2 separate regions of the Homo sapiens genome follow, and region 2 is linked to region 1. Evidence: chromatin loops called from intact Hi-C (ENCODE). Cell type or tissue: Caco-2. All regions are shown on one strand. Each heading gives the region's core, and the rest is flanking DNA. Links, peaks and the distances in the headings are about the cores only. Region 1 has its middle 39 kb from the start of GACAT3. Region 2 has its middle 47 kb from the start of GACAT3.

Evidence for each region. A loop is a pair of places that touch in the nucleus more often than their neighbours do. Peaks named below come from ENCODE experiments on the same cell type or tissue, not always from the same donor. Only the 100,000 strongest peaks of a DNase experiment are listed, where the experiment ranks them.
Region 2: a loop joins it to region 1, with 2.1 times the contacts of the local background. A loop is called at or near these places in 2 of 110 quality-filtered maps.

What each region holds. Positions count from the first base shown.
Region 1 is chr2:16,002,752-16,019,105 of GRCh38, reverse strand. No RefSeq gene overlaps it. Among named protein-coding and RNA genes, the nearest start is that of GACAT3, 39 kb to the left of the region's middle. RefSeq lists an enhancer at 5,047-5,658. In Caco-2, for the core only: no CTCF peak of the experiment used is centred there; DNase peaks (open chromatin) are centred at 5,818 and 6,265; H3K4me3 peaks cover 517 bases.
Region 2 is chr2:16,088,854-16,105,207 of GRCh38, reverse strand. No RefSeq gene overlaps it. Among named protein-coding and RNA genes, the nearest start is that of GACAT3, 47 kb to the right of the region's middle. RefSeq lists enhancers at 1-194, 1-552, 1,384-2,214. In Caco-2, for the core only: no CTCF peak of the experiment used is centred there; DNase peaks (open chromatin) are centred at 5,027, 7,967 and 10,907.

The sequences.
Region 1 (16,354 bases), core at 2,843-10,842:
CCCTTACTCTTTTCTCACCTTCTCTTTTATTGTTTATAATTAGTTCTGCCATGGTCCCAAGTAACCACAAAGCCCCGAAGGTGGGTGCCCACAGCTCATCGCTTTGCTCCTCCGGGGCCACAGCACTTCTTGGCTATCATTGGCTTTATTTTCTACTGAGCACATTGTTATCAATGCCTTTTCTTTCTCTTTTAACACCAAGGCCTGTAGACCACTGCTTCTCAAACTTGAATGTGCCTACGACTCAGTGTTTTGTGAAAAGGCAGATTCAGCTCTGTTAAGTGTGACCTGAGGACCCCGGTCCTGCATCTCTAATACGCTCTCAGGTGACGCAGATGCCACTGGTCCGTGGACCACACGTTGAGTGGGAAGGTTGTAGACTGGGTTGGCAATTGCTCCCCACCAGCCCAAAACAAAACCTCCTTGCAGAAGTCACACAAAACTGAGAGAGCTCATTCATTGATAGGATTGTCTCTGTGCCTCCTTTTTGGGGAGCTGACAACAATCTTTTGCACTGGTATGGCAATTTACTATTTACAGAGCCCTCTCCTGCCTGTCTTCTCATTTCTCTTCCCCCCACACTGGGAGGAAGTCCAAGAAGGCAGAATCTAGGCTGGGCATGGTGGCTCACATCTGTAATCCCAGCACTTTGGGAGGCTGAGGCGGGTGGATCATTTGAGGTCAGGAGTTCAAGACCAGCCTGGCCAACATGATGAAACCTCGTCTGTGCTGAAAATGTAGAAATTAGCTGGGCATGGTGCTGTGCGCCTGTAGTCCCAGCTCCTCAGGGTGCTGAGGCAAGAGAATCATTTGAACCCGGGAGGTGGAGGTTGTAGTGAGTCAAGATTGCACCAATCACTCCAGCCTGGGAGACAGAGCAAGACGCCATTGAAAGAAAGAAAGAAAGAAAGAGAGAGAGAGAGAGGAAGGAAGGAAGGAAGGAAGGAAGGAAGGAAGGAAGGAAGGAAGGAAGGAAGGAGGGAAGGAAGGAAGGAAGGAAGGAAGGAAGGAAGGAAGGAAGGAAGGAAGGAAGGAAGGGGAAGGGAAGGAAGGAAGGAAGGAAGGAAGGAAAGAAAGAAAGAAAGAAAGAAAGAAAGAAAGAAAGAAAGAAAGAAAGAGAAAGAAAGAAAGAACGAAAGAGAAAGAAAGAAAGAAAGAAAGAAAGAAAGAAAGAAAGAAAGAAAGAAAGAAAGAAAGAAAGAAAGGGCAGAATCTCCCCATTAGTGAAAGGAGGAAAGCAAGGCTCAGGGAGGCCCCAGTTTTCCAAGACGCTCTAGTCTTCGTGGCACTGAAAAGCTAACTTGCCTCTCTCATGCCTACTGTTGCCCCGGGCTGACAGCCCATAGCTTTGGTGGCCTCTGGCCTGGAGCAGAGAGAAGAAGCCAAGGAAAGCATCATAGTAAGAGAACAAGTTGCTATGCCCGTTGATGACAATGTCATGGCTACACTTGTCCATACGTTAAAATTGCCTGAGACTAGCTTGTGCCCCAACGCCAGGTATCCTACCTGTCTATCTCTACTCTCTTCTCTTCTTCACAGCAACCCTGCAAGATCAAATGTACTATTTTCTTTTTACAGTTGAAGAAGAAGTTAAGTAACTTGCTCAAGGTCCCTGAGTCAGTTGCGGGGCGGGGTTCAGCGTCAGGGCACTGAACATCCCAGGCTGTGTTGCTGTAGTAATCTGTTAGAGCTCTTACATGTATTACTCATTCTAGTCATTTTGTTGCCCACATCATAGTGCCTTGCTCTTCCAGAAATGTCTGTTACATTCCAGAAATATCTGTTGAATAGAATTAAATGGAATTTATCTGAGTGATGTCTTATAATATATTATATTTCAATAGCTATTGCCCCTTGAAGTGACTAGGAAGTGGGAACACAGCCATTTCGTACTCTAAATAAAGTTAGTGCCACTTCATGTTTGTGAACTTGCCATAAAGAAAATGTTGCAAATGAAGTACAATTAGAAACAGGGCAGCTAAGGTGCAATAATTATTTGTTTCTGTTGCATACTTTCTGTGGGTAAAAGATCCAACCGTCCATAGGTTTCTTTCTTCATTTTTACTTTGTTCTTACCAATAATAAATATAAATAATAATAATAATACCTTTTTCGCACCATATTATTTGCCAGATACTCCACTGGGTATACATTATTTCACTTAATCCTTACAAAAAGCCTAGAAAGGAGGTGTTATTATCTTTAAAGCTAAGAAAAATGTGTTCAGCAAGCGTGAGTGCCTGGCCCCAAATCATATCCCTGGTAACAGGGTTTCCATAGTTCCTCTGACATTGTCTCTTCTCTTTGTTTTTACCACATTGTCTTTCCAACACTGATGCAAATTTAGTTTGAAATGAGATGAAACTGACTAAGGTGAACACTTTGAAATCACCTACAATATATTGTGTCGTTTTTTTTTGGGGGGGGGGGGTTGGGGGAGGGGACAGGGTCTCACTTTGTTGCCCAGCTGGAGTGCAGTGGTGTGATCATAGCTCACTGCAGCCTCCACCTCTCAGGATCAAGCGATACTCTTGCCTCAGTCTCCCAAGTAGCTGGGGCTACAAGCATGCACCAATGCACCCAGCTAATTTTTTTTTATTTTTTGTGAGATGGAGTCTCACTGTGTTGCCCAGGCTGGTCTCAAAGAGCTGGCCTCAAGAGCTACTCCCACCTTGGCTTCCCAAAGTGCTTGTGAGCTCATCTACAATACTTATATTGTTTTCTCATATTTATGATCATTTATTCTCCCCTCCCCTCTGCCACCCCCCCAATGCCCAGCCCTTGAAAATGCTCTGCCTATTGCTAAGTTATGGAGGAATCAGCAGAAGCCTGAAGAAGGGTTATTGTCAACTAAAAGCCAGGCAAGAAACCATTTTACTTAGCTATTCTGCTCCCTGCAACGCTTTTTAAATTATAGCACATCTTTCCATTTCTGGTTAGACCAGACTGTATTGCTTTTGGCCAAAATCCATGCAAGACCTGCAGTGAATGAGAAGAGCATGTACAAAGTTATTCTGAGAAAGTCACCACATAGGGGTATGTTCCTGAGCATGAAAATATTCACATTTCAGAGCTAATTCACAGAAAATCATCACACAAATACCTCACTCACAGTCTCATTCATTCGAGTCAAATATTTGTTGAAAGAATGAAATACAGCATCTAAAGTGAGTTTTGTTCTGACCTTTCAAGTGGTGAAAGGAAAAAGAGATCATAAAACTATGTCTGGGTCAAATTATCAGTAACTTCCCTTTTCTCTTTCACGATTGACTCTCTGTGATTGATCCTCTGGGAATAACTTCCCCTGAGCTCTTGGCAAAGTTTCAGACGATAAACATATGATGAAAATATTGACGAAAATCGTTCGGTTCAGGGTTCACTAGTCTTGAGTTCATTGGCTTTGCCTCTGATGGAAAAACAGTCAATGTCTGGATCCAGACGGTGGAAACTACCATCCTGTCTCGCCTGGAAGGGGTATGGGGTACCAAGGCAGGGGGCCCCATACCATCCTGTTTCACCTGGAAGGGGGATGGGGTAACAAAACAGGGGGCCCCATACTGTCCTGTTTCGCCTGGGAAGGGGGATGGGGTACCACGGCAGGAGGCCCCATATCATCCTGTCTCGCCTGGGAAGGGGTGTGGGGTACCACAGCAGGGGGCCCATACAATCCTGTCTCGCCTGGAAGGGGTGTGGGGCCCCATACCATCTTCTCTCGCCTGGGAAGGGGTGTGGGGTATCACGGCAGGGGGCTCCTTAGCCATCTCGCCTGGAAGGAGGATGGGGTACCACAGCAGGGGGCCCCATACCATTCTGTCTCACCTGGGAAGGGGGATGGGGTACCATGGCAGGGGGCCCCATACCATCCTGTCTCGCCTGGGAAGGGGTGTGGGGTACCACGGCAGGGGGCCCCACTGTTACCCCCTCTGCTTGCCTTACAATACTAGGGGAAAGTGTGGAAGACAAAAGTGTTCCTCTCTCCATCCCTTTCTCTTCAGCACCTGAGATCGGCTTGGTACCAAAAAAGTACTTGCCAGCTGAATGGAAGAAAAAAGGAAAGGTAGGCAGGAGGAAGGAAGGAGCCTCATCTTGTTCATCAAGTGAGGTAAGGGCAAGCCAAGAAGTGACGCCATTTTAGGAAAGAGGCAAGGACGTGAAACAACCCAGACTAGGGAGGAATCTAGAAGCAGTTTGTTCATTAGGTGCAAGGTGCAGGGCCAGCCTGCAAGGTGCAGGAGAGCAACTGGACCAATGAGGGTTTCCATGCCAACCTGAAGAGGTTGGTCTTTATTCTCAGGATGACAGTCATCCGTCGTTGGACTGTTCTAAGGAAGACAGAGATATAACTAAAATGGTGTTTTAGAAACAGCTTTCTGGCTGCAGTGAGAGAAGATGGGTTGGGGGGTGAGGAGCCAAGGGTGAAGAAAAGGAGCGCTAGAGGCGCCCCCACGGGCCATGGGGCAGCCTGCAGAAAGTGCAGATGGACAGTAGCAAGTTAAAGGCAGGAGAGCCGACGCCCCGGGGCTTGCCTGGCTGCTGAGGGTGACAGTGGAAAATCTAGGCGGGCGTCCAGATTTCTCATACAGAGGTGACACAGGACGGGAAGCAGGTTGGAACGTTCCGTTAGGAACATGATAAATAGCTACTCTCTGTTGCTATTCTATTTCCCTTTCATTTAGTTTGGACAAGGGAGGCAACCCTCTCTCAATAACGCCTTTCTTGTTTTTAGCTGTGTTGGTCATTCACTGATGTCGGTGGGGTGGGGGAGCTGGTGGGAGGACTGAGGGCGAGGGGTATTAGTAAACATGAAGCGAAGGCCTCGGGATGGTTGTTAAACAGAGAGCCGGGCTGAATCAGGCGAGGCCGGAACACCTGCCATGTGTCCGATGCCCAGAGCGCCCGGGCGTGTCCCTGAGGCCTGGACACTCCCCCTGCGAGCCGTTTCCAAACCAAATGAGATGAAGACACACAAAGAACAAATGCCTTCGGCACCTACTGACAGCGGAGGGGCTCCCGGGCGCGACTCAGGGACAGCTCCTCCGGCTTTACCTTCGGAGCTTGTGGTTTTGCTTACAGGGGTTTTTAAAAATTTCTGCGTGTGCAGGTGTTTTCTTTTTGTTAGTTTCAACGCAGCCGCAACTTGCCTCTGACATTTCAAAGTGATGGAGGTGCCTTTTCTTCCCGCCACCCTCTCTGGTGCTTCCTGCGCGTCGCGCATCTCGGGCTCTGAAGACCCTTGCTCCGGATGACCAGGAGGAGAGTGCATGCCACACGTCCGAAGCTGCGTCTCCACAGAGATCCCCTCCTTCCTGGTGCCTCGCTCACATTCTTGAAGCCCCCTGGCTCCTTGCCCAACACTCCCCAGTCTCACAAAGAAAAGAATTTGCTTTTTTTTCCCCTTCCTCCAAGCTCTCCTTCTCTTTCTCTAGCTCTCTCACTGTTTGTCTCTGTCTCACAGCCTCTCTCAGTCTCTGTCTGAATCTTTCTGTCTCAGTCTCAGTCTCTGTCTCCCTGTCTCTGTCTCTCTTTCTGTCTCTGCCTGTCTCTCTGTGTGTCTCTGTTTCTCTCTCTCTGCTTTTCAGTCTCTCCTCTCTCTCTTTTCCTCTCTCTCTTTTTCAAATTTCAAAGCGTTGCTTTGAATGACGGACTATTCAGGACAGGCAGAATGAGGCCTCTCTGGGGCTCGGCTGCAGTCAAAGCCTCCCGCACTTCTAAAGGGGCTGCGGCCGGTCTACCCGGGGCGCGGGCGGCGTTGTCGCGGTGGCGGCGGCCCTGCGCCCCGACTGGCCATCTGTATGCAAATCTCAGCAGACCCAGCAAACTTGCATCAGCCTGGCCGGCCTGGCGGGCTGTGCACTCGGCAATTATCAGTGCACATCGGGCCTTTGTGCCCACGGCCGGGCTTTGTGGGTGCCCAGCACCTGCACCTCGGAGGTGGCAGATGGCAGGACTTGGCAGCAATATGGAAGTTTGCCTGAATGTGGCCAAGCCACAAATGGACATCTTTTATTTCTTCCTGGGGGTGGGGAGCTGAAGAGAGGGGGATTAGTGCTGGATTACCACCCATTCACGCACTCGGCAAATATTTATTGAGTGCCTACTATGTGCCCCCAGCCAGTGGTCTCAGGAAGGGCCCAACAAAGGAAGGAAATGATGTGGGTGTTTTGCTGGGAAGAAAGAAAAAAAAATCTGGGAAGTGGCTATTTGCATTCAAAATTGCTACATATGCAACTGGCAGGACAGGTTTTCATTCCTGGAGACTGCAGCCGTGGCAAGCCTAGGAGCCCCTCCCTTCCCGGCTCCTTGCAGACACCAGCTCCTGCCTGGCCCCTGTGCCACATGCTCGTGCAAGCTGATGTAGTGCCACCATCAGAGTGTGCTCTACCCAAGAGTCTGGATTGCCTTGAACCTCAGTGAGGTGGCCTCTGCCAGGGACTCCAGATGAAGACAGAAAAGTGCTGTTGCTTGGTCAATCTGCCCACAGAGTGGGAAATGGTCTGGGTTCGCTGGGGAGACAGGCTGTGTCACAGGTCTGCTGGGAATGAGCTTCCTCTCCCAAGGCGCCTTTTTGTTGTAGTTGTTGTTGTTTGTTTGTTTTTTAAGACAGGATCTCACTCTGTCTCCCAGGCTGGAGTGCAGCAGTGCCATCATAGCTCACTGTAGCCTTGAGCTCTTGGGCTCAGACAATCCCCCCAACTCAGCCTCCTGAGTTTCCAGGACTACAGGGGCACACCACCACACCCAGCTAATTTTTTAGTTTTTATTTTATTATTATTTTATTTATTTATTCATTCACTCATTCATTATTTTGTAAAAATGGGGTTTTGCTATGTTGCCTAAGTTGGTCACAAAGTCATGGCCTCAAGCAATCCTCCCATCTTTACCTCCCAAAGCGCTGGGATTACAGGCATGAGCAACCTCACCTGGCCATGATGCCTTTGTTAAACCATCATTCTGAGAGCTTTGCACATGGAGGAGGCTTTGCACATTTTCAAACTGCTTATAGCAGCCCAAATAGACTAAGACAAATGGAAAAGTAAAGCACTCTACCAGTTTCCCAGGTGAGTTTTCATTTGTTTTCACATAATTCATTCCATAAATTAGAGTGGGAGTTTTGCAGATATGGCATCAAAGCACCTGGTTTCTATAGGAGGTAGTTCAAGGCCAGTACAACAAAGCAAGGAGCTCAAAGCATTAGGGTATGTGCCCTTTCGGTCACTCTGCAAGTTGGTATTCAATTTACAGAGGAGAAAGCCAATCACAGAAATGCAGTGAAAAGAGATCTTATGGCAAGTTTGAGAGAAAGCCCAGATGAAAGCCTTGGTCCCCTGACCCCAGCGTTGAGCTGGTGTGAATGGCAGAGCAGATCTCTCCTCCAAAGTTAGTTGGTCTTTGCTTAACAAGACCATTTTAATGCCAGGCTATGTTGAGAAAACATTTTGACAGGGCCTAAAAATTCTTTTTTATTTCCAAATAAGTATGCATCTGGCACTATGGCCCCAAACCACACTGGAGCCTCAATCTGTCCCCACCTTCTGGGAATCTCTACTTCCCACCCTGTCCCTGGTGCTCCTGCATCTCTCATCCTTGCATCACTTTTGAGCACCTTGTTTTGTTGCACTGGCCTTGAACTACCTTCTACAGAAAGCAGGTGCTTTGATGCCATGTCTGCAAAACTCCCACTCTAATTTATGGAATGAATTATGTGAAAACGGATGAAAACCCACCTGGGAAGCTGGTAGAGTGCTTTACTTTTCCATTTGTCTTAGTCCATTTGGGCTGCTATAACAAATTGCCATAGACTGGTGGCTTCAACAACAAACATTTATTTCTTACACTTCTGGAGGCTGGAAGTCCAAGATCAACATACTGACAAATCTGGTACCTGGTGAGAGCTCTCCTCCTGGTTTGCAGATGGCCGTCTTCTTGCTATGTCCTCACATGGTAGAGAGCAGAGAGAAAGAAGCAGTAAGCTCTTATGTCTCTTCTTATAAGGGCACTAATCCTATCATGATGGCTTCATCCTCACAGTCTAATTACCTCCCAAAAGCCCAACCTCAAAATACCATCACATTAAGGATTAGGGTTTCAACATACAAATTTTGGGGAGACATAAATATTTAGTTCCTAATACTATTTTACAAGAACAATGAGTAACATTCCCTGCTGATTAACAAAGTAGAACTACCAGGCAAATCTGACATCTACATCAACATCTCTAAGGAATGAAGTTGAGCATGTGACCAAATCAAAGTCAGGGCTGGGTAAACCTCAGGATGGGGTTTGAATCAGCAGCTAAGGGAGGAAAGGATCCGGGCAGAAGGAGATGCCTATGGCATATATTTCCTGATGATAACAAATACTATGTATGCAGTTTGAGGGCACACAGTCAAAATATCCAATATGGTGGCTGGTACTGGGAACCATTCGCTATGACTGAGGCATTGCAGACTCCTGGGAACTAAACCTGAGAACAGGGTGTTTGCCTGCCCAATATCATCAACTAGAAATAGCTCCCTGCCCCACAAGCTGGGGTTGGGGGCTGCAATTATTGTCCTGGGTTCCAGGAGGCACCATAAGATCTGGAAAGTGCCCTTCTGTGTACATCCTGAAGGAAGGAGGATTTAGGGCACATTTGGAATTGAATTCAACTTAACACATTTGTACTGTGCAGGGAGGTCAATTTAGACAGGGTGGGTAATTTTAAATAGAGTGAACAAAGGCTCCGAAATGGGAAAAATGCAGAGGTGCTCAGAGAACAGTGGGTTGCCTAATTTAACTAAAATAAAAGTTTGTGAGAAAAACACATGAGATGAAGTCAGTTAAAGTAGGTTATGCAGGGTCTCCACCATCGAATTCCATGGATGAGACTTGGCCCCTGGTCAAAAGCAAGCCCTGTGAGGTTATTGGCAAGAAATGTGCCTTGCTTCGGTCTGTGTCTTAGATAACTCAGGCAGTTGAGACATGAATGGATTAGAGTGGAGAAGTGAATAGAGGCAGGGAGGTTGGTGAAGCAGGTTGGGGGAGCTTTTGAAGATAAGATGTTTCTTCATTGATGCAGGATGAGATAGACTGTAAAGGGGTAAAAGGGGAAGAATTTTGTTGCCTAGAGTCAGCATCCTTATCTGTAAATTTGGGATACTATTACCTAACTGATAGAATTCCTATAATTAAACAAGAATGTATGTGAAAGTACCCAGAACTGTCCCTGGCACACAGTAGAAACTTAATATCTATGTAATAAATGAATGGATTGATAAAAAAAAATGAACAGATAGAGAGGCAGGTGAATGCATGGTGGGTGGATGAATGGAGGGACAGGTGAATGCATGGTGGATGGATGGAGGGACAGGTGAATGCATGGTGGATAAATGGAGGGACAGGTCAATTCATGGTGGATAGATGGAGGGACAGGAGAATGCATGGTGGATGGATGGACATGTCAATTCATGGTGGCTGGATGGAGGGACAGGAGAATGCATGGTGGGTGGCTGGATGGAGGGACAGGTGAATGCATGGTGGGTGGATGGAGGGGCAGGTGAATGCATGGTGGATGGATGAGGGACAGGTGAATTCATGGTGGGTGAATGGATGGAGGGATAGGTGAATGCATGGTGGAAGATGGAGGGACAGGTGAATGCATGGTGGATGGATGGAGGGACAGGTGAATGCATGGTGGATGGATGGAGGAACAGGTGAATGCATGGTGGATAAATGGAGGGACAGGTGAATGCATGGTGAGTAGATGGATGGAGGGACAGGTGAATGCATGGTGGATGGATGAAGGGACAGGTGAATGCAGGGCAAATGAGTAAATGAATAAACAGATTGACAAATGAGGGAGTGGAGGGAGGTACCAGTGGTCAATTGTTGAGTACATTCTTCCAGATACTGTTCAAAGGCGACCTCCTCCAGGAAGCCTCCCAGAACTTCAGCTTACCCTTCTCCCCAACTCCATGTGACCGCTTTTACATTCCCCCAATAATAAAGTGATTCCTTCCTCTCTTAAACTGCCTTGAAAAACAGGCCCCTCCACATTGCTGTGGTCACTCACTCCACTCGGCCCTTGCTTCATCTTAACTCTAACAATGGTCTCGTTCAGGAACACCACCTCACTTCCCCAACATAGGCTCTGGGCACACATTTGCAGTTTGGGTTTTTAGAAGGGCGACTTGCTACTGATGATTTGATTTCATCCCAAGACTTGACCCCACATTCAACCTGTAACGTTGAACAAATACACTTAACTTCACAGGGACTCCCCTCCCTCACCTATAAAACAGACAACTACATCGCAGCAGAAGGTAGGAGGGGTCTAGGCCCTCAGAGTTCCTCTGGAAGGGGCACACAGGAGCCTTGCAAAGGAGAGGCCTTGAGGAAGAATGGTCCCCACCTCATGGCCAAGTGACCTTGAAAGTCGTAGCCGTCTCCCTCCCTCCCTGACAGGGAGCTGGGCTTTTTGCCCAACTAGAGCTCACCTGGCTCCATGTCCGTAACTCGCAGGACTGCAGTGCCCTAGAACAGAGCAGATTCTTTGGCGGCACAAGAGGGTTCTGATACCCTCATGGAAGGAAAAGTAGCCATCTCTGAGAGATGCCACCAGCAATGAGTCAATGAGATTGAGATTCCATCTCTCTCCCTAAGTCCCGTCTGGGAATGAGAATTTTAAGATGAGATGCAACAAAGCGTGGAAATAAGCCTAAAAGAGTTTCCCCCAACATTTTAGTAGAGCCCCTGACTTTGTCTTGTAGATACTGTTTTTTGTTGTTGTTGTTTGGGTTTTGGTTTTAAATAACTTTATCTGAAAAAATCGCCTGATTCAATGTTGAAACTAGAAATTTAGACACAGAAGTCCCGGCACAGTGGCTCACGCCTGTCATCCCCACACTTTGGGAGGCCGAGGCGGGCAGATCACCAGGGATTGGGAGTTTGAGACCAGCCTGACCAACATGGAGAAACCCCATCTCTACTAAAAATACAAAATTAGCCAGCGTGGTTGCACATGCCTGAAATCCCAGCTACTTGGGAGGCCGAGGCAGGAGAATCGCTTGAACCTGGGAGGCAGAGGTTACAGTGAGCCAAGATTGTGCCACTGCATTCTAGCCTGGGCAACAAGCATGAAACTCTGTCTCAAAAAAAAAAGAAAAGAAAAGAAAAAGAAAAGAAAGAAAGAAAGAAATATAGACACAGAAGAGATCATTAGGTCCAATCTCTCTCCCGCTGCAAGAATAGCCCCCTGCCACCCACCCCAACCCCCCACCCCCAACACACATGCAGTTTTCCTGCCTTCTTGTCTCCTGAATCCTGTCAGGGAAGGAGAGATGCCTGCCTTATAGGTCCTGTGGGACTCTGCTAGACAGTTCTGAATATTAAGAAGTTCTTCCTCTGATTAGGACCCTGCCACACAAATCAGACCTCTGCGCACTGGAACCCTTCTGACCACAGGAATCTTTCCCTCTTCCTGACAGTAAAACCCATCTGGACCCTAACTTGGGATGCTTGCACTGTTAACTTGCTTTCCACTTGCAAATGTGGCTTCTCCTCTGACCTAAATTCTGGGCTCCTTGAGGGAAGGGACTGCTCGCTCATCCATCTCTATTCCCTATTGCTCTTGTCCAGTGCCTGGCACAGAGGAGGTACTCATTCATTCTTTAAGCAAAACTTTTCTGAATTCCTACTATGTGTCAGGCCCCAGGGATATAGTGATGAATCTCTCACTTCCTTCAAGGAGCTCAATCTATCCCCAAAACATTTGTTGATTGAGCGATTTTAACTTGAGGCTCAGTTAAGCTAAAAAATAAAAAGTCCATGAGGTGACATTCCATGAGGACACTTCCAGACCTCGTAGGAGGACAGTGATCAGGCTCCTGGTGGGAAAGTGAGGCTGGAGTGGACACCAGGAGGATGCAAGTCCTACTCGTCTTTCATGGTAAAACCCATTTGACTTCTCCAGAGTCGTGATTCTGAGGAGGACAGAATCCAGGGTTGTTTTAACGGCGATATAAGAAGCTCAGTTTACAATCTATGAGCAAATCACTTAACTCTTCTAAGCTTCAGTTTCCTGACTTTAAAAGGGAGCTGAAATCTCACCTCTGAAGGATTATCATAAGCATTAAATTAGATAATATGTGTCTCATATGGAACTCATCAAATGTGCTCAGAAAGAGTAGTTGTCATGAGCCTTATTGGTTAAACCTATGATCAAGGAAGCAGAGTTGAAAAGGCAGCTCCTGTTTTCCCTGGACCATGCACTTGGCCACAGTGGGTGTGGCCTCGGGGCATACTGGGGCCCAGGCAGGAGGCAAGAAGATTGTGCTGGGCCCTATAAAACTCTGAAGGGCCACAGCTTAACTTTCTGGCCAGGAAACTTGAGCACAGCCATCTCACATCAAACACTATGAGCCAGCCCAGACTCATCTGCCTCCAAAGCAAAAGAGGACTCCTTGTTCTACCAGGAAAATGACCTTTGGTTATAAACAGTCTCTATGTTTAGAGCTCTGGTGCATTCTATAGAGACAAGAAGAGATCTTACATAGGGACAGCAAGGCCAGGGCTGCTCTGACCCCCAGCACATCTCTGCTTCCCATAGTGGGGCCGGCTGTGTACCCCTGAGTGTCTGACCCATCAGCTGATCATTACTCCTTTCTTCTGAGTAAGTCCATAGGGCAACGTGGTCATGCAGGCACTTCACAGGCAAGGGCAATGACTCAACACAGGAAGAGGAAAAGAAAGGACTGCCATTGTGCAATGTGATTCCTGGGCAGATGTCATTTTTTTTTTTAAATAGAAAGCAGCATGGGACATGTGCCCCTGTCATGTGTGTGTGCGTGTGTGTGTGTGTGTGTGTGTGTGTGTGTGTCTGTCTAGAAGGAGAGAATGATACTGGAGTTCTCGGTTCAGATCTGCCAGGAACCAACCATAATGCCTGGGACAATTCGGTCAATTTTTCTGGGCCACACCTGAAAATATAAGAGGTTGGACAAGACAGTTTATTTGCTTCTTTTGTTGTATTCAACCAAGATCATATGGATATGTAGTGCTAACATAGCTAATCAGTGCAATACATATGTACACATTCTTAATCATCTGTCTCCTTTTGCAGTCTCCATGCTTTCTGGCATGGTTGAGTCATGAACTTTTTTATTTTTTTTTTAGACAGAGTCTCACTCTGTCACCCAGGCTGGAATGCAGTGGCGTGATCTTGGGTCACTGCAACCTCTGTCTCCTGGGTTCAAGTGATTCTCCTGCCTAAGCCTACCAAGAAGCTGGGATTACAGGCACCCACCACTATGCCCGACTAATTTTTGTATTTTTAGTAGAGATGGGGTTTAGCCATGTGGCCAGGCTGGTCTTGAACTCCTGACCTTAGTGATCTGCCTGGGAGGAGTGATTTTCAAAAAACCAAAAAGGAAAGAAAGAGGAGAAGGAGGGTGGCTGGGTGCGGTGGCTCACGCCTGTAATACCAGCACTTTGGGAAAACAAGGTGTGGGGAGTGTCACTTGAACTCAGGAGTTTGCAACCAGCCTGAGGAAAATGAAAAAACAGAGTGTGGAAATACACAACACAGCAAGGAAAGCATCTCCACAAAAAATACAAAAAGGAAAAAAAAAATAACCAGGTGTGGTGGCATGCACTGGTAGTACCAGCTACTTGGGAGGCTGAGGTGAAAGAACCACCTGAGCCATGATTGCACTACAGAGTGAGATCCTGTCACAAAAGGAAGAAAAAAGGAAGAAGAAAAGGAAGAAGAGAAAGAGGAAGAGGGAGAGGGAGAGGGAGAGGGAGGGGGGAGGGGTGGGGGAGGGGGAGGGAGAAGGAGAAGGAGGAGAAGAAGAAGGAGGAGGAGGAGGAGAAGAAGAAGGAGGAAGAGAAGGAGAAGGAGAAGAAGGAGGAGGAGAAGGAGAAGGAGAAGAAGGAGAAGGAGAAACAAGTCGGGGTCAGCCTATGAGTGAGGCAGACCCTTCTGGCCAGAAACAGAAAGCTGATGGAGGAGCAGGTGTGGAGCACCAGGGAAGGGGAGACGGAATTCACAATCAAACAAACACATGCGGGGGTCCCTAAGGCCAAAGGGTGCTCACTTCACAACTTTCTAGAGAGCCCGAGAGGGAAACTTAAATATTCAGAGAACCAGCATGCCACCAACTAATTGGATGCATTGAACACTAGTCCCTTCATTCCTTCCAGCCTCGGTTTCCCCATAAATTGAACAAATATTTGTCAAGCCCATCCCATGTTAGAAGCATGGCACTAGACCACTGGGGATGAAAAGGTAATAAAGGGGCTTGTCCTCAAGTATCTCACAGTCCAGTGGGGAGGATGGTGATGGAAATGGACCTTCTCAGTTCGTTCCCAGTGACATTCTAAATAGCCGTGAGTCAGGTCCCTTCATTCATCCTGGTAGTTATCCGCTCTCACTGTGCTGCTAGCCAGTCAACTTCTCACCATCTGAATCCCGAGGGACAGGAGACAGCATTACAGAGTAGAGGCAGGCAAGGTGGGGGCAGAGGGGATAGGGAGAATCCCCAGTTCACAAAGCAGCCCACAAGCCCAGGGTGTTCAAAAGATGTTCTCTTTCTTCCAGAACAATTCATCCTGGCCAGGCTGGCCTCCAGAAACATGAGCCCTGGAATTGTCTTCTTCGTGCCTGCCCTCTAGTCTTTGTTCCCACCTCACCTTCCCTGGATGTAGCCTCACTTGGTTTCATGGGATGCAGCTCCTCCCATCCTCACCACACACAGTGACAGCCACAGGAACAGACACTGCCCTACCGACTCCACCATAATCCTCTTGCTTTGACCCACTCCCCACATCTCATGCAGCCCTGGACTCCCCCAGTCCCTGACATCACTACCTAGGTAATGTCCCTCCAGGTCAGCCCAAATCCTCCTATTCCAAGACTCCTAGCCAGGTCTCCCCAGCCTCGCAGACAATCATAGTAAACAGTTATGAAGCATCCAGCTGTGCCAGGCACTGTTTTAGCCATTTTGCAAGTATTAACTCATTTTGACTTCACAATAATCCTAAAAGAGGGATACTACACTTACCCACATTTTATAAACAAGAAATGGAGGGTGGAGAAGTTAAGTCACTTGCCCAAGATGACACAAGCGGTTAGGGACAGAAGGAAGATTCAGCCCCAGGCAATGTGGCTTCATACTATTAACCACTACCCTCTGTAACTTCTCAAGACAGTCACTTGCCACCACCGCACCACCCCGGGTCCACCACTCACATACACATTCACACACACAACATACACCCCCATGCACACACCCATACAAAATACCACACACACACACACACACATTCATGGTCTCTGCAGTCTGATCTTTCTACCCCTCCAAATACTCCCATTCTTGAAGGCCCAATTCATTTGCCTCCTCCTGTAAAAGCCTTTCCCAGTCACCCCTCCTCAAAGCTGTCTCTGAAACATCTTCCACACCTTTTTCCACTCTTACCAGGGGGCACTTAAACCCTATGTATGTTGCCCCAGCTACGTTATTAGCTCCCTGCCGGAGGCATCATTTCACCCATCTTGGAATCAAGTCAGTGCCGAGCCTTCTGCTCTGCAAGTTACAGTACGCTCCAGGTGCCAAGCGACGAAATGATGAACTGATGGTTTTTCTATCAAGCACTTGCTCTCGTTCTCACCCTGATGAGCTCCCAAAACAAAAAACAACAAAAGGATTTTACTTGGTGCCTTTTACTCAGTTCCTTGGAAGATCGTGTTCTGTAAATAAGCTACCAATTTTCTGTATATAGTCGATTCTCATTATCCAGGGCTTTGTTTTTGCAACTTCATCTACTCACTGAAACGTATCTGTAGCTGGGCGTGGTGGCGCATGCCTGTAATCCTAGCATTTTGGGAGGCTGAGGCGTGTGGATCACCTGAGGTCAGGAGTTCGAGAACAGCCTGGCCGAGATCACATCATTGCACTCCAGCCTGGGCAACAAGAGTGAAACTCCGTCTCAAAAAAGAAAAAAATGTATTTGTAACCCAAAAATCAGTACTCACGTGTTTTCACGTGTTTTCAAGGTCACTCATGAACATGTGCAGAGCAGTGAAAATCTTGAATCATTCAATGCACATTTTCCCAGCCAAGGTGGAATAAGGCGAGTTTGCCTTTGTGTTTTAGCCCTCACATTGTTCACAAGTGTCTTCTGAGAGTTCTATCTAGTGCCATGTTTTTCACGTTTTTGTGCTTTTTCTGGTGGTGACTTCACTGTTTAAAATGGCCCCCCAGCTAGCACTGAAGCTCTGTCTAGCATTCTCAAACACAAGGAGACCGTGATGTACCTGCCGTGGCATGAATTACAGTGCTGCTGACCATGAGTTCCATGTGAATGAATCAATCAT
Region 2 (16,354 bases), core at 4,727-12,726, 84 kb before region 1:
TGTTATACGATAAGAAACTGATTCCCATCAACACACAGCACTGAGGATGTCCTACTTGTGACAAGCAGTGATTAGCAAATACTAAGTCCCTGGAGACAGGGAGGTGAGGGGCCCTGTCCTAGAGCTTTGAGCTTCCTGCAGCTCCTGGCTCAGGCTGGGCTGGGTAAGGGCTCTGTAAGCATTAAGGATCTTACCTCCTTTTGGCTTTGTTTGTTTATTTATCTGTTTGTTATTTAATGAATGAAGGAATCCCTCAGACAAAGATAAGAATCCCAGTGGCCCAATTAACCCTTTCCAGCAGCTCAGCCTAAAAGTTATGTCCCCTAAAGAGTTCCTTTTAGTAGTTCTGTCTGGTAATACATTCTGAGACCATGTGGCGTGGGGATTCCACAAACCACTCCTTGTGATGCCTCAAGAGCTGCAGACCCCGGAGAACTGGTGTGAGCTCTAGAAGCAAAGTGGGAATCCAGCCACGTGCTTCTCAGGTTTGTGAATCGGCCAAGTTACTTAACCTCTGTTTCTTCATCGTGAAGCATAACCATATCCAACATGTATCGAGCACTTAGTATTTGCCAATAACTGTATAATGGGTTTACACCTATTATCTCATTTAATTCTCACCATTTTAGAGGAGAAGTCAGGGGCACAAAGAACTTACTCACCCACTCAGCAAATAACTTGCCCAGAAGACAGATTTACTTATTGGTTAATAAGTAAATAGCAGAGCTTGGGCAATTATCCTCAGGGCCCTCCTGGTGGTTGTGAGAACTAAGTTTTATAACATTTGGGCTCACAGCAGGAGGTGGCAAATGTTGCTTCTCCTTTCCTTCTCTTCCAAAAACTCTGGACTTTGTCCAGAGGAAAAGTGACCTTGTGTTCTTCCTTCCACCCTCCTTTCCTTCCACTCTTTCTTTCCTTCTTTTTTCTTAGTCCCCTGTTTTTTTTTTATTCACCCAACATTTGTAGAAAACATTCTCAGAATTCTACACCAGCTTCCTTCCTAACAACTAACCTACAAAACTGAACCAGGCAGGGCTGTCCCTGCCCCCAGGCAGCTAGCAGTCTAGCCTTTTGTTGTGCAAGGTTAGCTAATTCCAGGGGAACAAAACAAAAAGAGGGCCAATATCTCCAATTTCTGTTTTGTTTTATTGTCAATCGGAGAAGAGAGAAAATTCACTTGTTGAGCCCCTCCCACTGGTGAGGTGTTCTACGTTCATCCCATTCCATCATCATAGCCAACCTTTGAGAGCTGGTATTATGTTTATTCTTTATGTTAAAAAAAAAAAACAAGAAAGAAAAACTTGAGACCTGGGCTTCTCCGGAGCTAGTCCGCGGATACACAGTGAACAAGAAACCGTGATGGACTTTCGCTCACTCCTCTGCAGGCCACTCTAAGCCTCGGCTTCTCAATGTCCTTCTTTCTGGGCTAAATTTGCAAATGGAGACTCAAAGATGTCTAGACATTTTTCTCTTTTTTAACAATTTTTTTTTGGATGGCTGGGTGCTGTGCCTCACGTCTGTAATCCTAGCGTTCAAGAGGCCAAAACGGGAGGATTGCTTGAGTTTAGGAGTTCGAGACAAGCCTGAGCAATAAAGCGAGATCCCTTCTCTTAAAAAAAAAAAAAAAAAAAAAAAGTGGAAAACAAAGTTTGAAAAGTTTTTTTATTTGCAAAGTCTAATTAGCCGCTGATATTTCCCCTGGTAAACATCCTTCTTATAAATTCCCATACTCAGCCCCTCAGTGGAGCTAGGAGCTGGGTGTGGTGGGGATCCCTGGCCTGCACCCCCTTCTGCCCAGGGCATGCTTGGCATTTGCCAGGCCCGGCTGCAGCCTCAGAGCTCGCCCTAGATTTACGGCAGCGCACACAGCTGCTTCCAGCCAAGGTGAGGCCTTCCTCTTTAATGGTACCGTTTACAAGTCAATAAAGCCCGGATGGAGCGCTGTTTCCGCCGCTGGTCCCACCACTCCGGGCTCCGTTGTCTCACCGTGCAGTCTGGGTGCCAGGGGGCCGGCTCTGGGGACTCTTTTCTCCCGTGATGGCTCTGCTCCCACCTCGGCCCCAGAGCAGCCCAGCCATAAAGGCTTCCCACCCCCATGAGGGCAGAGTTCAAAGCCCGGCTCCCCGGGATCCTCAACTGCCAGCCCCTCCTTGCTTTATGGCTCCTGCAGCCACTGGAGTCTTATCTCCTGTGCTGAGATAAAGGCTCTCAGAAAGCCCCAGCCCCTCAAGATGCCTCGGCCCCTGGGCTCAGGCTCCCCACTGTTCTCTGGGATCTGATCAATGAGCTGGAGGAAAGTAGCCTTTTCAACCCACTGAGACAATGCCCCTCTGCGTGTGGGGGTTTCCCTAAATAAGACCTGCAGGGGCTCTGCCTAGGGGGAAGCTGGGACACCTCGGACCTCCCAGCCAAGAACCCCCAAGCCCAGGCGATAACGAGGTGAGAGATGGAAGCTTAATGGGCCCAGGCGTGTGGGAACGGGGGGCGCAATCCGAGGGACACAGCCCAGCAATGGCAGAGCAAAGTCAGGGCTCGTTCACCTGACCACTAGTTCAGGGAGCAGGGCAGAGCGCCTACTGTGCGCCCAGGGCTGCGCTCCATGCTGTGTGCTCAGCATGGGACAGAGGAAGCAGAACAGGAATCTGCTGGGCAAAGAAGAGGCCAGGGATATTTACAAAAGCCAGACAGTGAGAAAGAGACGGGTTAGGGTCCATCCCCAGAGTGGCTGCAGTGGGGGTGCACCATGGGTCCTTACAGAGCACAGGGCAGCTGGTTGCTCAATCCCTTCCTCCTAGTACATGCCTACACCAGAGACTGGTGGTCCCTGGAAGCCCTGTGGTGAGGGCCTGGTCACCAATCCATCACCGCAAAGTTCAGGCTGAGGCAGCCTGTGTTGGGTGAACCCCAACCCAGGAACTGGGATGACCAGTAGAAGTACCGTGAGCCCAGGGAGACAGGAGTCTAAGAAGGGATGCTTCTCATTCGTACACACACACGCCGGCCTACAAACATCTGCCAACCTGCAGGTGTTTGTAAGTAAGCCCCAACACTTACTTTGTAAGTAAGAAGGCATCCTAAGAGCCTCACTTCTTATGAGAAAAAAACTCAGGCCCAAAGAAGTTCAATTGACAACAGCTAATATAAGGCCACCACTAGTCTACTTGGTCCCTCCATGTGAATTAGAAAAAAGGCGCCCCTGTGGGGTGGGTGCAGCCCCAGGAGGCATGGCTTGTGAACAGACAGCACTTTTGTATAAAGGAACAGGAGCCCTTTCCTTGAGTGCACCCAGGCACTCAAATTGTCAGGGAAAGTGAAGGGTGGACTTCTGCCTCCTGGTTGGGCATCGCTGTGCACCTGTGACTACGCTGAGCTCATAAGAGAAAGTGCCCCCTCCACATAACAGCAGGTGAGGCAGAGAGACCTGCGGGGCTTCTGAGTTGGGCACAAGTACAATTCAGTCCCAGCTCTGTGACACCACTGACCAGCATTGCAGCTGTGGGCAACCCACCATTCCTGCATCTGTAGACTAAGGTGGAAAATACCTACTTCATGGGGCTTGGCAAAGATTGAAGAGTAGATGGTTGTTCTTATTATTCCAATGCCACAAGAGCAGAAGCTGAAGGATCCCCAGAGCCTTGGATGTTTTCCTTCCTTCCTCACTTAGAGAAATGCCTTAGTTATTTGTTTCCTGCCAGAGTATAATTACAGTGCAAGGACCTCATTCTCCAGTCCTGTTTTAGTGAAGAAGGAAGGAAGTCCAGGCCTTTTTACCTCAAACTCCCTGCTCAGAGATGCCATCTGGGAGTTTGACTAATCTGCTGTTGCAGCCAACAACTCCTCTGGGTTCCAGATCTAGGTGCTGTGCAGGCCACTCAGGACTGCCCTTGTCGCCATCAGTCAGCCACTGTTCTCAGCCCTGACCTGCAGGACACCCATCTTCTCCCATGGCCCTGCGAGTTCATGGCTGGAGGAGGAAGGGAGGTCTATCCACACACTCTGAGAAGCACATCGGGGCATTTTGGCTGACGGCCATTCCCACCATGAGTGTATCTGCAAAAATAGCCATTTTGTGTCTCTCTTTGGAGAGCCAGTGCAGAGCCCTGCACCAGAAAAACACTTGCAAAAGCCTCGGAATGACTGTGAACCCATCCTAACAGGGGGCCCTGAACTTGTCCACCTGCTTTAGAGCCCAGCTTGGTGGCTCACCGTATCCAAGGAGGACCGCCGGCTTTGCTCCAGAGAAGTGCCAGGAGAGTTGTTTTCATCAAGTTGAAGGAAGGACACATAACTCTAAGACCAGCCCTGATCTATGACCTGCAGCAAGTTCCTCTGCACTCTGCAGCAAACTCATCTGCAAAATAAAGGAATAAGAATATGTGACCTCCAAGGGCCCTTTCAGACCTGTGGTACTGGGAGTTACAAAGGATCCTTGCCTAATCTGCGGTGTGAATTGAAAGAGAATATTATTTGTGAAGACTCAGCTGCTAGGGAAGAAACTTCCTTTTCAGTGAGATGACCACTGGAGTCCTTCAGCTTTTACAGAAAGAGCCATAAAGTTATTTTGCAAACAAAGTTGACCTTTAATGAAGCATCTTCTGCAGGTTCAAAGAAGAGAGCCCTGGTCCGTGCACCATGAGGTTGGATTCATGTGTAAGGTGTGAACAGAGCAGGAAGATCCTGACGAATGTTGTATTTCAGCTAAGATTTAGGAGATTGCCTCCCACACTCACAAGGGCCCATGTGCTGTCTGCCAGGCCTGTGCTGAAGACAGAGACACAGACACTCCTGCCCTCTAAAAGGGCCTACTCTAGGGGGAGTCATAATGAGGACTCTCCACACACCTGTTTACCAGGGACCTTTGAGAATATCACAGGCCCATGAGGTAGACTGAGCAAGAATGGTCACCTGTATCTTACCAAATAGTTAGCTAAGGCTCAGAGATGCACTCATTTGTCTAAGGCCACACTGCCAGGGAGTGGAAAGTTTGTGAATTCCAATCTTCTGTGTCATAGGCCAACTCTTCTGCAGCCTCTCTCTCCACTGCACCTTGGTGTCTACATGTAACAGAGGACTTAAGACTGAGAGGTTGGCCAAGTATGGTGGCTCATACCTGTAATCCCAGCACTCTGGGAGGCCAGGAGTTCTGGCAAGAATCACTTGAGTCCAGGAGTTCAAGTCCAGCCTGGTTAACATAGCGAGAACCCATCCCTATTTAAAGGAAAAAAGAAAAAAGACTGAGAGGTTATCATCTCTCAGGGTCTCCTACACAGAGTAGGTGCTCAGTGAATACCTGTTGAGTAAAGCCACCAGGTTCTTGGCTCCACTACTCTAGACAAAGACTTGATTTGCATCTTTCCAAGCCTTTAATTTGCTTCTCTCTGGCTCTTTCATCTTGAGTTTTTGTTGTAGGGATGTTTGTTACAGGATTGTGGCTTTTGCAAATGGAAAATTCTAAAAGGTATCAGTCCTGCAATTTTCTTAATCCTGCTGGTATTCCAAGCACAAACTACACAGCATAGTGCTCATTTCCTCTAAAAATGTCACACACTTCTGTCCATCCACAATGGCAGGAAGAGAAAGCAGAGCCTTAGAATTAGGCAGATCCGAGATCTTGTCCCTGTATCACTGGGGTCAAGTATTGGCCTTTCTGAGCCTCAGTGGTCTATTCTGTAGAATGGGGTGAATCTTCACTTTGAAAAGATATCAGAGGGACAAATGAAATTCCTAAAATCCCCAGTACACCATGGGTTGGGTTGGGTTTTTGGCAATGTGAGCTCCCTTATCTTTCCCACTCCCTAAGGAAGACTTGGGCAAGTCCCATCTATGGCCTATTTTCTTCTCGGGAAGAGTTTTTCCACCATCAAGTTCTCTGTCTCATTGGTGTTTCAAAGCCATGAGCCTCCAGAATTATTTGGTAATCATCCCTGCCCAATATGTTCCATGTACAGAGCAGCAGCAGAGCAGTGTACGTGACACACTTGAAAAGATAATTGGTAATGGGGAGTGATTTCTTTATGTGGCTTCCACTTTGCCACTTTGGAGACACAACTATAGAGACTTTGGGGCTCTTCATATCAAGGAAATACCAGCATCATTACAATCAGAGTCATCTTATCTGTTAGGCCCTAGAGCTACAGGACCGGGCTATCAGCTCTTTAGAGTCCTGCAAAATTATTTGAGATCTGAAAACAAAAAATAATTGGCCCTGGGCTGGGCGCGGTGGCTCACGCTTGTAATCCTAGCACTTTGGGAGGCCTAGGCAGGCGGATCACTTGAGGTCAGGAGTTTGAGACCAGCCTGGCCAACATGGTGAAACCCCGTCTCTACTAAAAATATAAAAATTAGCTGGACGTGGTGGCGGGTGCCTGTAGTCCCAGCTACTCAGGAGGCTGAAGCAGGATAATTATTTGAGCCTGGGAGGTGGAGGTTGTAGTGAGCCGAGATGGCACCACTGCACTCCAGCCTGGGTGACAAAGAAAGACTCTACCAAAAAAAAAAAAAAAAAAAAGATTGGCCCTGCAACACAAAATGAAAACTGCAAGGTCAAAGCAGATGGATGGTAAGTCAAATGTCTGAGAAATGTAAAGTTCTTTCATATGCCACTTCCTGAATTGATGAATTTATCATTCATGAAAATTTCATTACATTCAAAAACAGTTTGTTGATTATATTTCATTACTTTGCATGAGTACCCAAATAGGCTGAGAAAATTTTTAAAACTTTCTGTGAAAGTAAAGTATCTATAGCCAAATAATTTCAAAGGCAAAGTTACAAAAGTTCTTTTAAACTTAAAAAAAAAAAAATAGAGATGATGTCTCTCTCTTGTCACCCAGGATGGAGCACAGTGGCACAATCATAGCTCACTGCAGCCTCCAACTTCTGGGCTCAAGCGATCCTCCCACTTTAGCCTCTTGAGTAGCTGGGACTAACAGTATGTGCCAACACACCAGGCTTAAGCTTTTACTAAAGCAAAAATAAATAAATAACATGATGTGCGATGTAAGTATATCATAACATATTTGATGTGATGTTGGGCAGGGTCTCCAAAAATAAGAATGCTAGGCCAGGCACAGTGGCTCAAGCCTGTAATCCCAGCACTTTGGGAGGCCGAGGCAGGTGGATCACCTGAGGTTGGGAGTTCGAGGCCAGCTTGACCAACATGGAGAAACCCCGTCTCTAATAAAAATACAAAATTATCCAGTGTGGTAGCACATGCAGGTAATCCCAGCTACTTGGAAGGCTGAGGCAGGTGAATCACTTGAACCCTGGAGGTGGAAGTTGTGGTGTGCCAAGATCATGCCATTGCACGTGTGTGCATGCTTGTTGCCCGGGCAACAAGAGCAAAACTCCATCTCAAAAAAAAAAAAAAAAAGAATAAAAGAATGCTGAAGGCCTACAGAGGTCTTTAAAGAGTCCTGATATGGTTTTGCTGTTTCCCCACCCAAATCTCATCTTGAATTGTAGCTCTCATAATTGGGAGGGACTGGGTTGGGAGATAATTGAATCATGGGGGCAGGCTCCTCCCTGCTGTTCTCATGGTACTGAATAAGTCTCACAAGATCTGATGGTTTTCTAAGAGGAAATCCCTTTCACTTGGTTCTCTCATTCTCTCTTGCTGCTGCCATGTAAGACGTGCCTATCGCCTTCCATCATGATTGTGAGGCCTCCCCAGCCACGTGGAACTGTGAGTTCATTAAACATCTTTTTCTTTATAAATTACCCAGTCTCCGGTATGTCTCTATCAGCAGTGTGAAAATGAACCAATACAAGTCCCGGCCATCATCTGATCTATTCTGAGGGATCGGGGTTACCTGAGGGATTGGGAGATTCCTGATGCTTTCACCAAGAGGTAAGTTCCCACCTGGGCTGCCCAGCAAGCTGCAAAGCCTTTCAGACATTTGCCGACCCAAGCATCAGGTGCCATCTTCAAATGTGGGGCCAGCCAATTCCCCTCTCCCCAGCCCCTGCTGCAGGGCATTCCACCAGCTCATAAAACACTGGCCATGGAGCCCTGGGTTAATATTTACTCAGTACAAACCATTCTAGAGTCAGAGGCAGAAGGCCAATCTAAAGTTAAAACATTAAAAAGGAAATTTCACCCCCTGCATCCGTTTTACAATTTCGTAAGACTAGACTGTGGCTCACAGGTGGATTTTGCCCACAACCAGTGGCGTTACCTGGAGTACAGGAGAGAATTCTGGGTTTGAAACAGGCTATTTAGATCTACTTCCAGCTCCATCAGTTGCTGACACTGAAGAAATCTTTGTTAATTCCCTTCTAGACTTGTTTCCATCACTGTAAGATGGGGTTGATGATCCCCACCAGGAAACTGTAAGCCCTGAATGAAACGAGTTCTGCTAAGATTTTTGGAACCTGAGAAACACCATACAATGTAAGATGCTTATACATCGTCTGGCCAAGAATTCTTTTTTGACTTTAGTGCAACAATAAAGGACTCCAGCCAGGCGTGGTGGCTCACACCTGTAATCCCAGCACTTTGGGAGGCCAAGGCAGGCAGACCATGAGGTCAAGAGTTCAAGACCAGCGTGGCCAACATGGTGAAACCCCGTTTCTACTAAAAATACAAAAATGAGCCAGGCACAGTGGTGTGTACCTGTAATCCCAGCTACTCAAGAGGCTAAGGCAGGAGAATCACTTGAACCTGGGAAGCACAGGTTGCAGTGAGCCGAGATCGCACCACTGCACTCTAGCCTGGGCAACAGAACGAGACACGGTCTCAAAAAATAAATAAATAAATAAATAAAGGAATCCTGATTGAAATAACATTGGCTTCAATTAACAATGTAATAGTAAATACTGAGATTTAATTGTAGCAAGTAATCTTTTCCAAAGATGAGCACATCAATGTATTTCATATCCCATCTGGTAAACTCTCCTTATACTGGGGTGGATAGTAGGCCTCCATTGAGACATGGGATTCATGCTCCCTCTCCTTGAACCTGGGTGGAACTATCTAACTCCCTCCAGCAATGAAATCTGGCAAAAATGAGTGAGTGACTTCCGTTTCCACCTGGGTCTGTTTACTGGGACCTGGATATTTGGAGCCCTGAGCTGCCACTGAAGGAGTCTGGCTACCCTAAAGCCACGGTGCTGGAGAGACCATGTGGAGGGGCCACATGGAATCAAAGAAAAGTGCACAGGTGGCCCCAGCTACTAATGCGCAATACCACCAGGTGGTGAGATAATCATTTTATTTATTTAACTGATTCTTTTTTTTTTTTTTTTTTTTTTTTGAGATGGAGTCTTTGTCTGTTGCCCAGGCTGGAATGCAGAGGTGTGATCTCAGCTCACTGCAACCTCCGCCTCCCAGGTTCAAGAGATTCTCCTGCCTCAGCCTCCTGAGTAGCTGGGATTACAGGTGGGAGCCACCATGCCCTGCTAATTTTTTGTATTTTTAGTAGAGATGGGGTTTCACCATGTTAGCCAGGCTGGTCTCAACCTCCTTGGCCTCAAGTAATCTGCCTGCCTCAGCCTCCCAAAGTGCTGGGACTACAGGTGTGAGCCACTGTGCCCAGCCTATTTATTTGATCCTTTGTGTATACCCGCATTTCTAAAATTTCTATAGCAAACACATATTACTTTAAAAAAATAGTTGTTTCTGAATTCCATTTGTATTTCCATCTTCTCAAAGCATCACCAGGCTTTGGCTGAGATCTACATGGAATTCCAACAATCTGACTCTTTGCATAATTCAACAAAATAACTGTTTGCCTTAGAACCCTGACAAGCTTCTACTGGCAGGCAGATGCCAGGAGCCACTGCACACCTCAGTTGAGCTCAGGGGATCCAGTGCTCAGATTTACCCATAATTAGAACCACCAGCCCAGCTGCCCCAGCCATGGAGCAAGCTTTCCTGAGCCCTAATGTCTGTTTTTCTACCATTGGAAATCTTTCATTTGTTCATTTCTTCCTTTGCTCATTCATCAAATATTCGTTGAGCCTTCTGTGTGCCAGGCACAATACTAGGTGCTAGGGACACATCTGAGGGCCCATGGGAGGTCTCTGTCTTCGTGCAATGAAAAGCACAAATGAAGCCGTGACCTGAGAGTGGCATAAGCGCTGTGGGAGGGGTGTCCCAAGAGCAGTGAGCAGACAGAGTGGAGGCACCCAGCCCAGATGAGAGATTCAAGACACTTTGCAGATAACAGGATATGCTAGCTCAAGCGTGAAGGGGCGAAGCCTCATGCAGGGACAGGAGAAGAGGAGCTTTCAGGAAGAAGGGACAGCATGGGCCCAGGTGTTTCTCCAGAACCCAGAGGCTCTCCACTCTTCAGCACTGTTAGTGGTAACTCCAGGACGGCTTCCAAGCACTGGATGAAAACATCCAACTCATTGTCCCTGTTTCATTCCCAGCCATTTGGTCCTCAGACCCCAGAATCAGCCCAGGATGCATTCAAGGTGCCCTACCTTAGGGGGCCCTGCCCTCCTGGCATCAGGACTCAGGGAGACACTGGTGGGGAAGGGGACTCTGCCCACCAGCTCACGTTACACCAAGCTCTGAGACGCCTCCACATCTAGTCAATTCAAGAGAGCACTGAAGTTAGAATCAGACTTTGGGTAAGTCCTTGCCCCTCCCTGGAACCTACAGGGTTTCCTTGTCTGTAAAATGGGGATAACAAGGAATCCCAGAGTTACAGGGTATTGTGAAGTCAAAGGAGATCATGTACACATGCACACTTAGCAACATGCAAATGCAAGATGTGGAGCTGCCCCGGCCCCAGCTCCAGCTCTGGCTCTGTGCAGCCTCCGACTGCTTATGTAAACCAGCCGCGATGCTGATGTAGCATGAGGCTTCTGTTTTCCACATTAGTGAGCACAGAAAACCTCGAACCATGACCCTGACACAGGTCTTTGGTTGCCATAGAGTCTCTTGTACTCCTGTACATTGTTCACTAAACAGGCAGGGCAGAGAGAGCTTTTCTTGCTCTGAGGCCAATGGCCAAGGTCCAAGATGCTGCTGGTGACACATTTCCCCTGCCAGCCGGCCCCACGACGCTGCCGGCCAGGTGGGGCTTGTGAGACAAGTGCCCTTAATTTGTTCTGACATCCAGCCAGGGGGAGCACCAAGCCTCCAGGGAGCACGAAGAGCTTGTCATGTCGCCCTATTATCCCACTGGAGCCGAGGGCGGAGGCTCTGCCATGAGCCCCAAAGCTGCTGCCCTGGGTGGGTTCTCGTCTCTGTGGATCACAGCCTCAGCCCACGGCTGGCATGCATCCTTCTACACCACAGTCCATCATCATCAGGAGGCTCTAACAGGAAAGCCCTGCCATGCTCCCCGGAGGTCCCTTGATGCCTTTCCTCAGGACCCTGGCCAGGAAGCTCATGCTGCCTCCTGCGGGGCTGGCTTCCTCCTGCTCCCCAGCCTCACCCTCTGCCCCACCATTTGTTCTACCCAGAGCCAATTCTGACCATTTGTTCCATCCAGGCCTCAAATGCAACCCCACACCTCCTCTTCCATATAGCTTGTGCCAATCCTTTAAATCTCTGTTAAAGTGTCAACTCCTCCAGGAAGCCTACCTACCTGGAAACACAGGGCTCTGTTTCTCCCAAGAGCCCAGAGATATCTGTATTTATCATGCTGTAATGTAATTGCCTGGTACCCGTGCCGTGGGACTACCCACCCCTACCCCAGAGCCCTTGGGTTCACTGGGAAGTCTTCGGTAAAATAGAACAAAAATTCGTTGGCATAGGTATTATGCAATGAGAGGGGATAAATATTAGAAATGAAAGATCCATTCATCTTGTGGGTGCTCGGTTTGGAAGGCTGTGCAAAGGCCCCGAGGTCTTGCTCTGTCTCTCCAGGGTGCAGGTGCCTCAGATCAGAGCCCAGCTGGCTTCTAGCATTCTGGCTGAGTGGAGTCCAGCCCCTGAGGGAGGCAGAGGTGGAAAATGGCAAGGGACTCATAGGCGCACCATAACTCTCCCAAAGAGATAGAACCTGTTTGGTATGTGTGTGTGGAAATTGGAACCAGAAAGAACGTGCCGCATTTCCCAGAAGCACCCTGAGAAAACTAGTTTTTGCCACATGAATTTAGAGATTTCTCCAAATTCTGGCTCTGTGATCAAAAGAGTTTGGAAAATGATTGTTTGAACAAAAGTAAACAGGTATTTTTTTCTGCAGACTTCTCAGAGTCCTCAGTGGTCTACATTGCAAATCTCGGAGAGGGGACTAGAGTGTCAGACTTGCCATGCGTATCTGGCAACAATGTCTGCTTTTAAGAAATACCTCTTAGTGTCTCACAGAATCAATTTTTCAGAAGACACAATTTAGAAAATGTTGTTTGGTCGGGTGTGGTGGCTCACGCCTGTAATCCCAGCACTTTGGGAGGCCAACACGGGCGGATCACCTGAGGTCAGGAGTTTGAGATCTGCCTGACCAACATGGAGAAAACCCATCTTTACTAAAAATACAAAAAATTAGCCAGGCATGGTGGTATATGCCTGTAATTCCAGCTACTCAGGAGGCTGAGGCAGGAGAATCGCTTGAACTTGGGAGGCAGAGGTTACGCTGAGCCAAGATCATGCCATTGCACTCCAGCCTGGGCAACAAGAGTGAAACTCCATCTTAAAAAAAAAAAAAGAAAAAGAAAATGTTGTTCTAGGCCTGGCATGGTGGCTCACACCTGTAATCCCTGAACTTTGGGAGGCCAAGGTGGGCAATTGCTTGAAGTCAGGAGTTCGAGACCAGCCTGGCCAGCATGGTGAAACCCCGTCGCTACTAAAAATACAAAAAATTGGCCAGGCATGGAGGCAGGCACCTGTAATCCCAGCTACTCAGGAGAATAATTTGAACCCAGGAGGTGGAGGTTGCAGTAAGCCGAGATCCCACCACTGCACTCCAGCCTGGGCCACAGAGACAGAGCAAGACTCTGTCTCAAAAAAAAAAAAAAAAAAAAAAAAACACACCAAACAAACAGAAAATGCTGTTCTAGAGGTAGCTGGGAGTTCCCAAAGGGCCATATCTTCTAATATTCAAATCTATAGAGGGATTTTATTGATAATACATATTTTTGATACATCACACAGTGCTGTCTTTTACTGACACAGCTTGCTTCTTGCTGATGCTGTGAACCATGTGAGTGTTTCCCTCATTAATGTGGCTGCTAGGAAGCTCAGAACTGAGTCCTTGTCCACATCTAGTCATTCCCCAGGCCCTCAGAGGGGAAATGTTAACTTCTAACTTTTTACCTGTTATCACCTTAGTTCTTCTATCCTTATTTTCTCTTGACCATCATTCCTTTATTTAATCATTGTAAACCTGTTTTACTGGTATGTTAAAATCCTTTTGAAAAAGAGGTAAGATGTACATAAATAAATGTAAACAAGTATAATCATATTAGTAGTAGCAATAATGATAACAAAATCACTTTCTTTCCAAAGAATAGGTGAATTTCCTGTAGGTCTGAGCATAAATTCTTTTCTGACAAGGTAGAGAGGATCCCAGATGCATCTTTTTCCGGGGCTTAATTTTCCTGCTTAACCCTTTCATTCTGCTCTTCAAAGTCAGAAGAAATGCCACCCTCTGTCCCCCTCACCCCTTGAAAGACTGAAACAAAACCACCCTCAAGATCAAATTGATTACATTAATGACAAGGAGAAGAGAGGATGGCCTGTGTCCGCTCTCTGCACTCAGCCACACAAGAGGCTTTTGTGCTCAGGAGAGAGATGGGGGCCAGGCACTTGATAAGCCGTATCCACTGGGCGTGGCCTGCCCCGCTGCTGCTTCAGCCCTTGAAGGCCCAAAAGGCTGGGTGGAGAGAAGGCCCCCGAATCCTGGCCACAGCCCCTGCGGCTCACCTTGGTGGGGCCAGGACTGGCTGAGGACCCAGTCTGCCCAATACCTAGGTAGCCACTTCCGGGTCCCTCTAAAGACCCAAAGGAGGGGTTGAGGGTTCACCAGCATTAGCCTGTTGGAACCTCCTTTCTGTATACAAACCCAGCTGAATCCTCTTCCCTTCGGATGCCTTGACCGTGAAGTGACCCACACATCATAAGAACTATCCTGCCTGCCTTTCTTCCCTGCACTGGAGTCCTTTGTTGTCACCCACGAATGGCTCTTGACCCGCTCTCTGGACAACTGTCATGTGCTTCCAGGAGTGGAAGGACAGTGGCTGCCATGTCCTGTTCCATTTCTCCTTGGAGCCCTGGGTGGTCAGGGAACAGAGGATTAGTGTCTCTCTCTCTCTCTCTCTCTCTCTCTCTCTTTCTCCCTCTCTTTGTACACACACCCATTTCCCCCAAATGCCTGAAGGATATTCCTTGCAAGACAGACAATAGGTATGAATAAAACTGTAGACACAAAGCTAGGAAAGGAGTCACCCAGGCCCAGAAGGACAGTGGGAACTGCCAGGTTAGTTGGTCCTCCTCTGAGCCCGTGGACAGCCTGTGTACCCCATCCTTCCATTCACTTGTGCGTTTGCCCCAGGAGATGTTCTCCTTGAGGACTGGAACCTCATGGAATTCAACACGGTCCCCTCGTGTCTAGGGCCTTCCTCTAAGGATAACCTCAATGAATTAAGAAGCAAGAAAAAGGCTGGAAAGATAATTAAAAAGAGGAAAAGGGGGTGAGGGAGGAGGTCATCAGTGTTTGGGGGTAAAAGACATTTTATTCATTATCTCTTTTAATCTTCACAATAACTTTAAGAGTTTAGATGTTAGCATTGGCCCCATCTCAGATATCAAGACCTTGAGCCTCCAGGAAGTAGGGCAGCCTTCCTGGCTCACTGTTAAGGTGTACCTGGTCAAGGTTGGGACCAAATTCCAGCCACCTCCACAGCCTGGCTCTTCTGCCTATGGCCACGCTATGCCACTGTCACTCAGACCCAGGGTGTACCTGGTCAAGGTTGGGACCAAATTCCAGCCACCTCCACAGCCTGGCTCTTCTGCCTATGGCCACGCTACGCTGCTGTCACTCAGACCCAGGGTGTACCTGGTCAAGGTTGGGACCAAATTCCAGCCACCTCCACAGCCTGGCTCTTCTGCCTATGGCCACGCTACGCTGCTGTCACTCAGACCCAGGGTGTACCTGGTCAAGGTTGGGACCAAATTCCAGCCACCTCCACAGCCTGGCTCTTCTGCCTATGGCCACGCTACGCTGCTGTCACTCAGACCCAGGGTGTACCTGGTCAAGGTTGGGACCAAATTCCAGCCACCTCCACAGCCTGGCTCTTCTGCCTATGGCCACGCTACACTGCTGTCATTCAGACCAGCCTAGGAGTTTCCATTTCATCCTAGAGGCAGCAGACCTTGAAATCTTTCTGAAAACGTGTGAGTTGAGTTTGCAAAGTGTGTTAAAATTAAAATAGAAGGCCGGGCATGGTGGCTCATGCCTGTAATACCAGCACTTTGGGAGGCCAAGGGGGGCAGATCACCTGAGGTCGGTAGTTCAAGACCCGCCTGACCAACATGGAGAAACTCCATCTCTACTAAAAACACAAAATTAGCCAGGTTTGGTGGTGCATGCCTGTAATCTCAGCTACTCAGGAGCCTGAGGCAGGAGAATCAACTGAACCTGGGAGGCGGAGGTTGTGGTGAGCCAAGATCACGCCATTGCACTCCAGCCTGGGCAACAAAAGTGAAACTCCGTCTCAAAAAAAAAAAAAAAATTAAAATAGAAGCCGGGTGCAGTGACTAACACCTATAATCCCAGCACTTTGGGAGGCTAAGGCAGGTGGATTGCTTGAGGTCAGGAGTTCAAGACCAGCCTGGGCAACATGGCAAAACCCCATTTCTACAAAAAATACAAAAAAAAAATAGCCAGACCTGGTGGTGCACACCTACTCTGCAGGCTGAGGTAAGAGGATCACCTGGTCCCGCAAGGTGGAGGCTGCAGTCAGCTGAGATTGCACCACAGCACTCCAGCCTGGGCGACAGGGCAAGACTTTTTCTCTTTTTTTTTTTTTTTTTTTTTTTTTGAGACGGAGTCTTGCTCTGTAGCCCAGGCTGGAGTGTAGTGGCAAGATCTCAGCTCACTGCAACCTCTGCCTCCTGGGTTCAAGCGATTCCCCTGCCTCAGCCTCCTGAGTAGCTGAGATTACAGGCGCGCGCCAACACGCCCAGCTAATTTTTGTATTTTTAGTAGAGACGGGGTTTCACTGTGTTGGTCAGGCTGGGAACTTGTCTCTAAATAAAAAATAAAAATAAATCGAATAGAGATTTTCTGCCAAGGAATTCCCAGTTTTCCGCTGCAGTCCAAGCTGGTGTAAAGACCTCTTTCCTTAAAAAGATCATATGTTAGCCACTTAAATTAGAAAAGTCACAGGTCTAGAAAACAAATATCTTCCCCATCCTTCTCTGTGGACTATGTTCAGCTAAGCATCCTTCCAGCAAATC